2 separate regions of the Homo sapiens genome follow, and region 1 is linked to region 2. Evidence: chromatin contacts called from ENCODE Hi-C or POLR2A ChIA-PET data. All regions are on one chromosome and are shown on one strand. The core of a region is the stretch at or near the end of the contact, and the rest is flanking DNA. Distances in the headings are between cores, read along the strand shown. Region 1 has its middle 17 kb from the start of LINC02530. Region 2 has its middle 23 kb from the start of EDN1.

The links. A loop is a pair of places that touch in the nucleus more often than their neighbours do. ChIA-PET counts read pairs that join two places held with the same protein, here RNA polymerase II (POLR2A). Pooled maps may share reads with other maps.
Region 1: a map of Panc1 shows a loop between it and region 2 (4-fold over the local background). The contact joins two enhancer-like sites. A Hi-C loop is called at or near these places in 13 of 168 maps with a recorded cell type or tissue (Calu3, GM11168, MCF 10A and 9 more), 1 of 37 single-sample maps with no recorded cell type and 11 of 50 pooled maps. POLR2A ChIA-PET finds 5 or more read pairs at or near these places in 5 of 52 experiments (A549, HEK293, HEK293T and 2 more).

What each region holds. Positions count from the first base shown.
Region 1 is chr6:12,599,536-12,604,595 of GRCh38, forward strand. No RefSeq gene overlaps it. Among named protein-coding and RNA genes, the nearest start is that of LINC02530, 17 kb to the left of the region's middle. Within about 2 kb of position 3,021, at least 3 of the 41 ENCODE cell types and tissues checked have a DNase peak (open chromatin) inside an H3K27ac peak, as active enhancers do; they include Panc1 and endothelial cell of umbilical vein, where a contact is called at or near this core.
Region 2 is chr6:12,311,137-12,315,854 of GRCh38, forward strand. No RefSeq gene overlaps it. Among named protein-coding and RNA genes, the nearest start is that of EDN1, 23 kb to the left of the region's middle. Within about 2 kb of position 3,200, at least 9 of the 41 ENCODE cell types and tissues checked have a DNase peak (open chromatin) inside an H3K27ac peak, as active enhancers do; they include Panc1 and endothelial cell of umbilical vein, where a contact is called at or near this core.

The DNA of each region.
Region 1 (5,060 bases), core at 1,771-4,270, 290 kb after region 2:
TTTTTCTTTTCTAAAATGGAAATTGGGATGGAGAAGTGATTACAAATCTAGTGAACTTATATATTTTAATTTAATTGCAGATACTGGAAAACCCAGTTGTAAGTAAATTATAAAAAGACACACTTCCTGTGCAAATAGAACTGTTTGTAAAGAATTTAAGTTCCTTGGATAAATAATTACTTTAAGCAATAGTTTTATAATATGGAATGGAAGTTCTGGGCATCATGTGCAAAAGATATGATCCACAAAACATGATAGCACTTCAGCTTTGAAAATTTATCCTGCTCTTTGGGGGACCTGGGGGAGTGAAGGATGTGAAAATTTTGGGTCCAAAAGCCTAGGCCTCTCATGAAGTTCATCTTTAACTGCTTATATGACTTAAAGGAAGACAACCACCTGGTATGTCATTTTCCCCCAGTAAAATATGGGTTAAAAACACCTACCTTACAAAGAGACTGTGAATTAGTTATGATAAGTGAAATAGAAGTTTCCTGGGTTCTTAGGAGAAGTCAAACATTCTAAGGCTGAGGTGTCTGGGTCTCTATTGCATCATTTACTCGTTGAGCAAATAGTCATTGAGCACCTGTTATATGTCAAGCACTATTCTAAGATCTGGGGATGAAAAGACAACTAAAGAGACAAAAATTCTGGGGACTCCTAGAGGGAGGAGAAGGGGAGGAAGGCAAAGTCTGAGAAACTACCTACTGGGTACTATACTCACTACCTGGGGGACAAGATCATTCATATCTCAAACCTCAGCATCATGCAATGTACCCATGTAACAAACCTGCACATGTACCCCCTGAATCTAAAATAAAAGTGGCAATTATAATTTTAAAAAGAGTTATTTAATGGGGGAGGAGAAAAGCAAGCAACAAACAAAGAACTAAGTAAAGTAGGTATTAGAAGATGGGAAGATGGGAGGTAGTGTGGAGAACAATAAAAAGGGAAGGGGGCCGGGCAATCCTGTGGGTTGTGGTGGATTTCGATTTTAAATATAAAGCTGAGAAAGGACCTCACGGAGAGAGTGACTTTTCAGAAGCACATGAGGAGGTGAGTGAGATGAGGTGAGAACATGAGGATATCTGGAGAAAGAGTAACCCAGGCAGAGAAAACAAAGGCATGGGAGTCTTGAGATGCAAAAGTAACTGTGTTCAGGGAACAGTGCAAAGGCCAGCATGGCTGCATGGCGGAAAATAGTGAGTTAGCAGGGGGCGAGATGTATACAGCCTTGGAGCCTATTGAAAGGATTTGCTTCTCTGAGGGAGATGAGAGCCACTGGAGCATTTGATGCAGAGGAGGAAAATGGTCTAACTTGCATCTTGAAGTATCCCTCTGGTTGCTGTTTTGAGAATAGATTTGTGGGGAGATGCCCAGGTGGAAGCCGTTAGGAGGCAGTTGCAGTAGTGCAGTTAGTGACCCAGACCAGGGAGGTGGCAATGGAAGCAATGAGAAGTAGTCAGACGCTGGATATATGTCACAAATAGAGACCTCACAGGACTTCCTATTGGAATGAATTGGGAGCGTTAGAGAAAGAAAGAAGCCAAGATTGACAGCAAGGTGTTTGTCCTGGCAAGTGGAAGAATGTACTGGCCATTACAACTCCATTGGTGACACTAGCTCAATTTGGGGGGAACTTAAAGCAAATAATTTAACATGATCTCTTTATCTGCCTTTGTTATGTATCTTTCTAAATCATAAAATGGGAATACTCAACTGAGAATTTTTTAAGACCTTAATTGAAAGATGCTATCTAATAAAATTTTTTCTTGTGTCTGTTACATTAAAAGGCTTGTTTGATTCTAATAAAATATCTATGATATAAAACATGTCTACAAGAAAGGTTAACAAGAAAGAAATGATAGAATATTATTACTCAGGTTTTCTAAGTGAAGAAACTGAGGTCCTGAGAAATTGACATGCACAAAGATGCAGTTCTTCAGATTTCTTCTTCAGAGTACTCTCTAGCATAACCATTACCTCTCTGACAACAGTAAGCCCCATCCATGGTACTTTTTATAATGATTTTTCTCCAGAAAGGCTCTTCGTTTTAATAGCTAATGAACCCGTCAACTAGAGAATATTGATTGTTATATAGGACACAATCTATTACCAGGTTTCCTCTTTCTTTTCCTTTAAATCCTGTTTTCCCACCTTTCAAGTTGAAAAGAGTCTCTAATCTAGGACTTTTATTGTTCCTTATATATAAGTTAAAATGTGAAGAATGACTTGAAATGCAAATGCTACTTTAACATCTTTCCAGCAAATACTACTTCTTGTACTAATGCTAGAGAGTGTGAGATAAATAAATTGGAATTCAATTTTTCCTTCTTCTCAACTCTCTCTGTCATTTTAGAACATTGTGAAAGGCAGCAAGCTATGCTAGAAGATAAAGCTTATAACAATTTTTATTTCCTCTGTTGTGGCCCCCCCACCGCCTTCCCCCACCAAAAAATCTTAACTGTTTGTTTTATAGTCTTCTCTGCTCTCAGGGGATTTGAGGTATGCAAAGCTTTGGCTGAGATTGGAAAGAAACAGCTCAGAGGTGGGGACTGCTGCTTAAAATGTTCCTTTGTTTCATTTTTTTTTCCTGTTATTGTATATGAAACTTTGAAACTATCCTGACTTTCCATTCCAAAGGCACAGGCCAGGACAGGTGCCAATCGCAGCGACCATTTGGTGGAGGGGTATACATGATGATTGGTTTTTATGGGGGCTCAGAGTGAAAGCAGAGGGGATCCTCAGAAGGTTTCATTATGAGATTAAGATGTTGGCCTTGTTAGGGTAAACTGTAATCCCCCGTCACCTTTTGGTGAGCGGGATCCTGTGAGAACATTCTACAAGGGAGATCTTCAGGTTTAATACCAACAAGCACAATGCAGGGTCCTAGCAGCCCAAGAACTGAGTGGAAACTCCAGGGCTGGGGATGCTAAACTCCATCTGTGTTGACTTGCTTTGTAACCTGAGGCAAGTGTCTTTAAATTCCCTCAGCCTCCACTTCTTCATCTAAGTCAGGCTTGCCACAGGCAGAGGTATTATGTAAATACATAGATACTATCAATCCTTGGGGAAAAAAAAAAATGCTTTGTTGAGCCAGCAGAGCTCTCTACTGCTTAAAGCAGGGTGTGAATAAGAGCTCCTGGGTCTTTCACCAAATCGCTGAACATGTTCCGAGATGCTGTAGAAAAGGTGCTTTCATGGCTTTAGACACAGTACACAACCGCTGCTCAGATTGAGTAGTATCTTTTTAATGGCAGGGTTGGGAAGGTGTGTTTTATTTTTCTTTTGGATAAGTCACTTGGAAGTGATGGACTTATGGGTCTGCTGGCCTGGCCATTTGACTATGTCGAACAGCAATCCCACCTTTAACTTGTTAGATCCATTTTCCATACTCCCCTCTATTCTCTCTCCCCTCCCAAATACACACACACACACACATACACACACACACACACACACAACTCTGCATTTGCTTGACCTGTAGAGTATGATTTGAGGGATGCCAAAGTGCTTCCTGTTGCCACATATATGCATTCCGAAACTTTTCTCCTGTTACAACACTCAAACCTGTTGTTTAAATAGAAAATAAGAGTCAAGCATACCCCATTGTTGTTAATGGGATCCGATCTGTGTCTACCAGTGTGGGCTCTGGGTTTGAATCTCAGCCTTGTCACTCAGCTTTGTGAATTCTCTGAGCCTTGATTTTATCTTCTGTAAAATGGTAGCAGTAATGGTACAGCCCTCATAGGGTTGCTGTGCAAAGTAAAGATGATAATGATGCAAAATCCTTGGAATATTGCCTGATGCATAATAAACACATAGTAGACACAGCTGCTGAGGTTATTATTGAAATGGTACAGCGGAAAGAAATGGTACGGAGGAAGGTAAATCAGGATGGCGTAATGGGATAGAGCAAACCATAGACTTGTACTAACCATTTATGAGCATTGAAGTTAACTTTTATTCTGCTTCTGCTGATGGCAAAATTTAGGCAGGCTTGCCAGAGCTGCCTTGTCCTGTAAGACAAAGACTAGCCTAACCAGTTCTTGCTAATAACTGGAGTGACCTCTAGTGGTTCTGATTTTTTTCATAGTGGAAAACACAAAACAAACCAGACTCACCCAAACCGTACACTATTTTGCTTGTACACCCAAAATTCAGAAGCTGATTAAATGGACACTAGTCTAGTGTTTAATTGAATTGACTGATTTATTAATAGAAGCCTTATTTCTACCAGACAGTTTCAAGAATCCCTTCCGAGTATGACCACACCCTCACTTCCATTTGGCCTTCTCTCCATTATTACTGAGTTGGGGGAGTAATTTATTAGCATTCAATTAAACTGTATAGATGTATTTAAAACATATATGATGCTTCCCATAGGCAAGACACTGTGCTAGGCAAAAAATAACGTATCAAGATGAAATATGGACAGACCCCTTTGAAAATACTAAAAAAGTACCTACTTTTAAACTGTACTAAAATAGATGTCGACACAAAGAATTACCACCATCTTATGCCTTACGGCATAAGCAACTTTGAAAAAGGCAACTTTGCTTTTTCTGCTGTGGGAAGAAACAGATCCCCTCAGAATAAAACAAAATAAAGCATGCATATCCATTGATACACAAGAGAATTCTCATCCATGGGCTGGGAGGTTTGGCCGAGAGTAGAGCCAGGTAGCAAAGGAGAAATGTACCCTGCTATGGTTTAAAAAAGAAAAATCAACATTAAATAAGGTAAAATTCAAAATTCAAAAATTAATTAAAGAAGTCATTTTAAATGTGTTTATTCTGCAACCATACATCATTTATGTTCTAGGTAATTCTATCTTCAAATAAATGTACTCCTCTTTACAAAAGCAACGCATTAAATATGCAAGTGAAAATGAAAACTTTTTATACCTTTATATAATTTTTATATAAATAAAACCACAAGTTATTTATATTACCAAATTCTATTATACATTGTAGAATATTAGTAAAGTACATATGGCCTATGCATAAAAAATAAGAGTCCCAAAGAAAATACTAGTGTCCTGATATAAGGCCCATACTCTG
Region 2 (4,718 bases), core at 1,950-4,449:
CTACTGTGCTACTGATGAACAAAAGTCACATGAGTTGGACTCACCTTTGGGTCCCCGAATCTGTAGTCCGGAACACAGAGGGCTCCAGCTGCCTAGATACCCCTGTGGAATAACAGAGCTCTGAAGTGAGGCCCAAGCTATTCAAGTTATTGCACCCAACAGAGGGAGTCCTTGTAAGGAGAATGGGGTAAGAAAGGGAGCCTGGTCAGCACAAATGTATCAGGAAAGTGGCTCAAGTGCAGTAAAATGACTAAGAGTATGGTCATTGTATTCAGATATACCTGGATTCAAATCATGGCTCCACTGCTTATAAGCCCCTTGGGAAGCTATTTTACCTTCCCAAGTCTCCATCTATTCATCTATAATATGGAGATAATAATACCTACCACACAGTGTGATTGTAGATTACCATTCCATATGAAACTCTGGAGACCGGCCCTTTATTCATCACACAAACCCTTCACCATATGACCCTAACTTACTTTTCCTGTTTTTGTTTGTTTGTTTGTTTGTTTGTTTGAGACAGGGTCTCTCTCTGTTGCCCAGGCTGGACTGCAGTGGCATGAACACAGCTCACTACAGGCTCGACCTCTTGGGCTCAAGCGATCCTCCCACCTCAGCCTCCTGAGTAGCTGGGACTACAGGTGCACACCACCATGCCCAGCTAATTTTTTTATTTTTTGTAGAGATGCGTCTCACTTTGTTACCCAGGCTGGTCTCAAACTCCTGGCCTCAAATAATCCTTCTGCCTCGATCTCCCAAAGTGCTGGGATTACAGGTGTGAGCCACCATGCCCAGCCCTCCTGTTTTATCTTCACCCTACATTGGTACTATCGTAGGGGAACATTTCTCAAATTTTGTGTGCAACAGAGTTAACCTAGAAAAATTGATAAAATGAAGATTCCCAGGTCACAAACCCCAGAAATTAAGACCTAGTAAATGATAGAACCTAGAAATCTTTGTTTTAGCAAGAACCCAGGTGGTTCAGACATAGGTGTTTTTTAGATTATGTTTAATTTTAAAAATATACCACGTGAGCAGCCGGGCGCAGTGGCGCATGCCTGTAATCCCAGCATTTTGGGAGGCCGAGGTGGGCAGATCACGAGGTCAGGAGATAGAGATCATTCTGGCCAACATGGTGAAACCCCGTCTCTACTAAAAATACAAAAATTAGCTGGGCGTGGTGGCGCACACCTGTAGTCTCAGCTACTCAGGAGGCTGAGGCAGGAGAATCGCTTGAACCCGGGAGGTGGAGGTTGCAGAGCTGAGATCACGCTACTGTTCTCCAGCCTGGTGCCAGAATGAGACTCCATCTCAAATGTATATATACACACGTATATATACATATAAGTGTATATATATGTATATATGTGTATATATACATATATTACATATATAACATAACACATATATTACCTCTATAACATACATATTACATATATATTACATAGATGTTACATATATTATATATACACGTATACATATATCTATATATACACGTATATATAGATATATATAAAATGTTAGCTATTCCTCACCCTGGCTGTGAACTTTCGTTTCTCTCCACCCAGGCTTTTGAAATGCCACTTTCTCATAGAAGAATGGCTTTTCTTCAAGGTTCTGCTGGTGAGCTGTTTTTTAAATGTGTTCTCTTCTGTGAGGCTTTCCTGGACTTCTCAAGGCAAAAAGGCTTTGTGGTCTCTCCTCTGGTATTTGTTAACAAGTCTGATTCCCCACTTGACAGAGAGCTCTTGTAGGGGAGGCACGGCATCTTTTTTTTATCTCTGTGTTCTCAGCATCCAGAGAAGGCACGCTTTGAATGTCTGTTAATTGAGATGACAATCCCAACCCCATATTGCAAGGAGAATGATTGGAATCTCTCCCATACTTGGCTTTAAAGTCATCTACAAGCCTGAACTGAGAGTCTTAGAGACTTTCAGGCCAGAAGGTACTAAGAGGTTTGTCAAGTCACAGACTGAAGAAAATATTTGCAATACATATATCTGATAAAAGACTGGGCATCTCTCTGGAATATCAGTTTCTAAGAAATGGTGCTAACACATCCTTATAATAAATCAGAAAAACGGTGCCTGGTAACTCAGGTTTCCACATGCAACTCCTTTCATTACTGGAAATAAAAATTGTTTTACTTTGACCAAAGTAGATGATGTCTTCCAGTATAAAAAAAAAAAAAACACTCCTCCCCAGCATCAACCTACCTCTGTTGTTTTTGTACATGAATATGTTATTAGCAGCAATGACAGACGGCTAACATCTGAGTCCAGCCACTTGACAATCATTCGAAGTCAGCAGGAACAGACGTGCTGAAATAAAAAAAGACGAGATGAAGTGCTCTACCTAGGGAACACCGCCTTGCAATATATACGTGTCACTGACCTCTACTTAGGAATGTGAGTGCAAATTGTCCTCTGGCTATGGGCAACAACATAAGCCACGAAATGAAAGAGCTCCAAATAAATTAAAATGATAAATTTAGCGATTTAGTGTGAACATAAAAAGCTTTACAACTTCACGAATTAAAAAAACAGTTTCAATGTTAGAAGTCAAGAGAGCAGCTCCCTTTAGGGGGTGGGGTGGTAGTGGGCAGAGGAGAGCCTGGGGGACTTCTGTCTTCTGTTTCTTGGTCTGGGTGCTGAGAACATAGGCGTGTTCACTTTGGAGGAATGCTCCAAGCTGCACATCAAGATATATGCTCTTTCCCGTATGTGTTATGTTTCAAAAAAGCTTACCCCTTCCTCCTCTCAAAAAGCATTTTTTCCCTTTCATTTTTTTATTTCTTCTTCTTCTTCTCTCTCTCTCTTTTTTTTTAACTAGATACACGCTGAACAAACAAAATATGCAAAGAATAATAGTTTGAAGGGGTGCCAGCATGCTAGCGTGCCTCTGGAAGCGTACATGCCTTGGTCTGGACTGGGCATCAGATGTGCATTTTCACTTGATGTAATTCATTTCCTTGTTCCATGACCCAGCTTTCCTCTTTGGGGTAAAGGCCCGTCCAGCATTTTTCTTGGACAAGGTCTCCACCTTTGCTGCATCCAGGGAGACTCCTTCAGTGCCACGGTCCTGCCTCAGGTTAGTTTCCTTGTACGTGTTGCCTGGCTTTGTCAGGTCTTAATGCCATCCTGAAGCTGGTAAAATGAGCCAAGTGACTTCATCTCTCATGGCACACCTTGAGGACATTACTTGGGCACAAGCCAATTCACTGCTCACAGCCCGAGAGACATTTTTTTCCCATGAGCTAGCTCCTCTCCTCCTCTCTCACAAATAACTTCCTCTATGGGAAAGGACACATCAGAGAACAAGGAGCATTGTAACGGGTGAGAAATATGCTTGACATGGGGAAGGAGATGCCGTCCTCACTCCCTCCTTCCCCACCCTCCCACACTCATCTGTCAACTCTAATTTCTCACTAATGCTTGGGTTTCACTCTAAGCTCCCTTTGCTTGCTCGTGCCCACCAACAGAAATATCCAGGAAAAGAAAGAGCATCAGGAATGACTGGCCTGTGTGCAAGCAATTCCTTGTTGTTGCTGACTGCCTTCTGCAGCTTGGCGAATTTGACTCTTGGAATGCACGGACAGAAGTAGCATTTTTCTCTCCACCAGAAGTCTGACACTGACCATGTCAATGAGCGTCAATTGGCAGTACGTGTGTGTTGGTTGACCCTTTACATCAAGACCAAGCTAAGCATTTGCTTTCCTTTGGTCAATTCCACTGGTCCTTCCTTTTGGTCAATCCCATCGCTCTCTGACCCAGGGCCAGAGGAACATAGCATTTCTCCTAACTTGGACAATGTTGCAACACCAAAAAGGCTTGTACTGAAGTACGGAGGAGGTAGATGTGAAGAGTCATCCTTTTGTCAGATTGCAAAGGTGTTGCAGCCCATTAGTTTCAGGATGTTTTTATTTTGTTCCCTTCCAGTAAATGTTTTCAGAGATTTTGCCTCGGGTTTTTAAAGATGTTTTATAAGTTATGGGTCTCTTTAAAATTTTTAATCATCTTAATGAGGTATAATTTATATACAATAAAATGCCTAGACAGTGATCCCATTTGATGGATTTTACAATTATATATACCCATCCAAACCAAGATAGAAAACACCTCCTTCACCCAGAAAACCCCTCATTTCCTTTTCCAGTCAGTTCCCTCACACACACTCACTCCTGCCCTACCCCCAGCCCCACTAGAGCCTAGGAGAAGTCACTGTTCTGATTTCTTTCACCATAAGTTAGCTTTGCTTCTATAAAATGTAGCACCTCAGTATATATTCTTTTAGGTCTTGCTAATTTTGCTCAACATAATGTTTTTGAGATTTGTTCATGTTATTGCCTTTGTCAGCAGTTTGTTCTACTTTATTGCTGAGTAATATTCCATTGTACAAATATATGACAATACATTTATCAATTCTCCTGTATGAGTACAATGGAATTGTTTCTATTTGGAGCTGTTACTAAGAGTGCTGTGAGCACTCTTGTAAAAGTCTTTTTTATGTTCTTTTTTTCCATTTCTCTTGCATAAATATCTGAGAGTAGAATTGCGGGGCCATAAGTAGGTTTATGGTTAACTTTATATGAAAGTTCCAAAATTTTTCCAAACTGGTTATACCATTCTTATATTCTTACCAGCAGTGCCTGGGATATCGAATTGCTTCATGCTTGGTATTGTCAATATTTTTATTTTACTTAGTCCAACATTTGG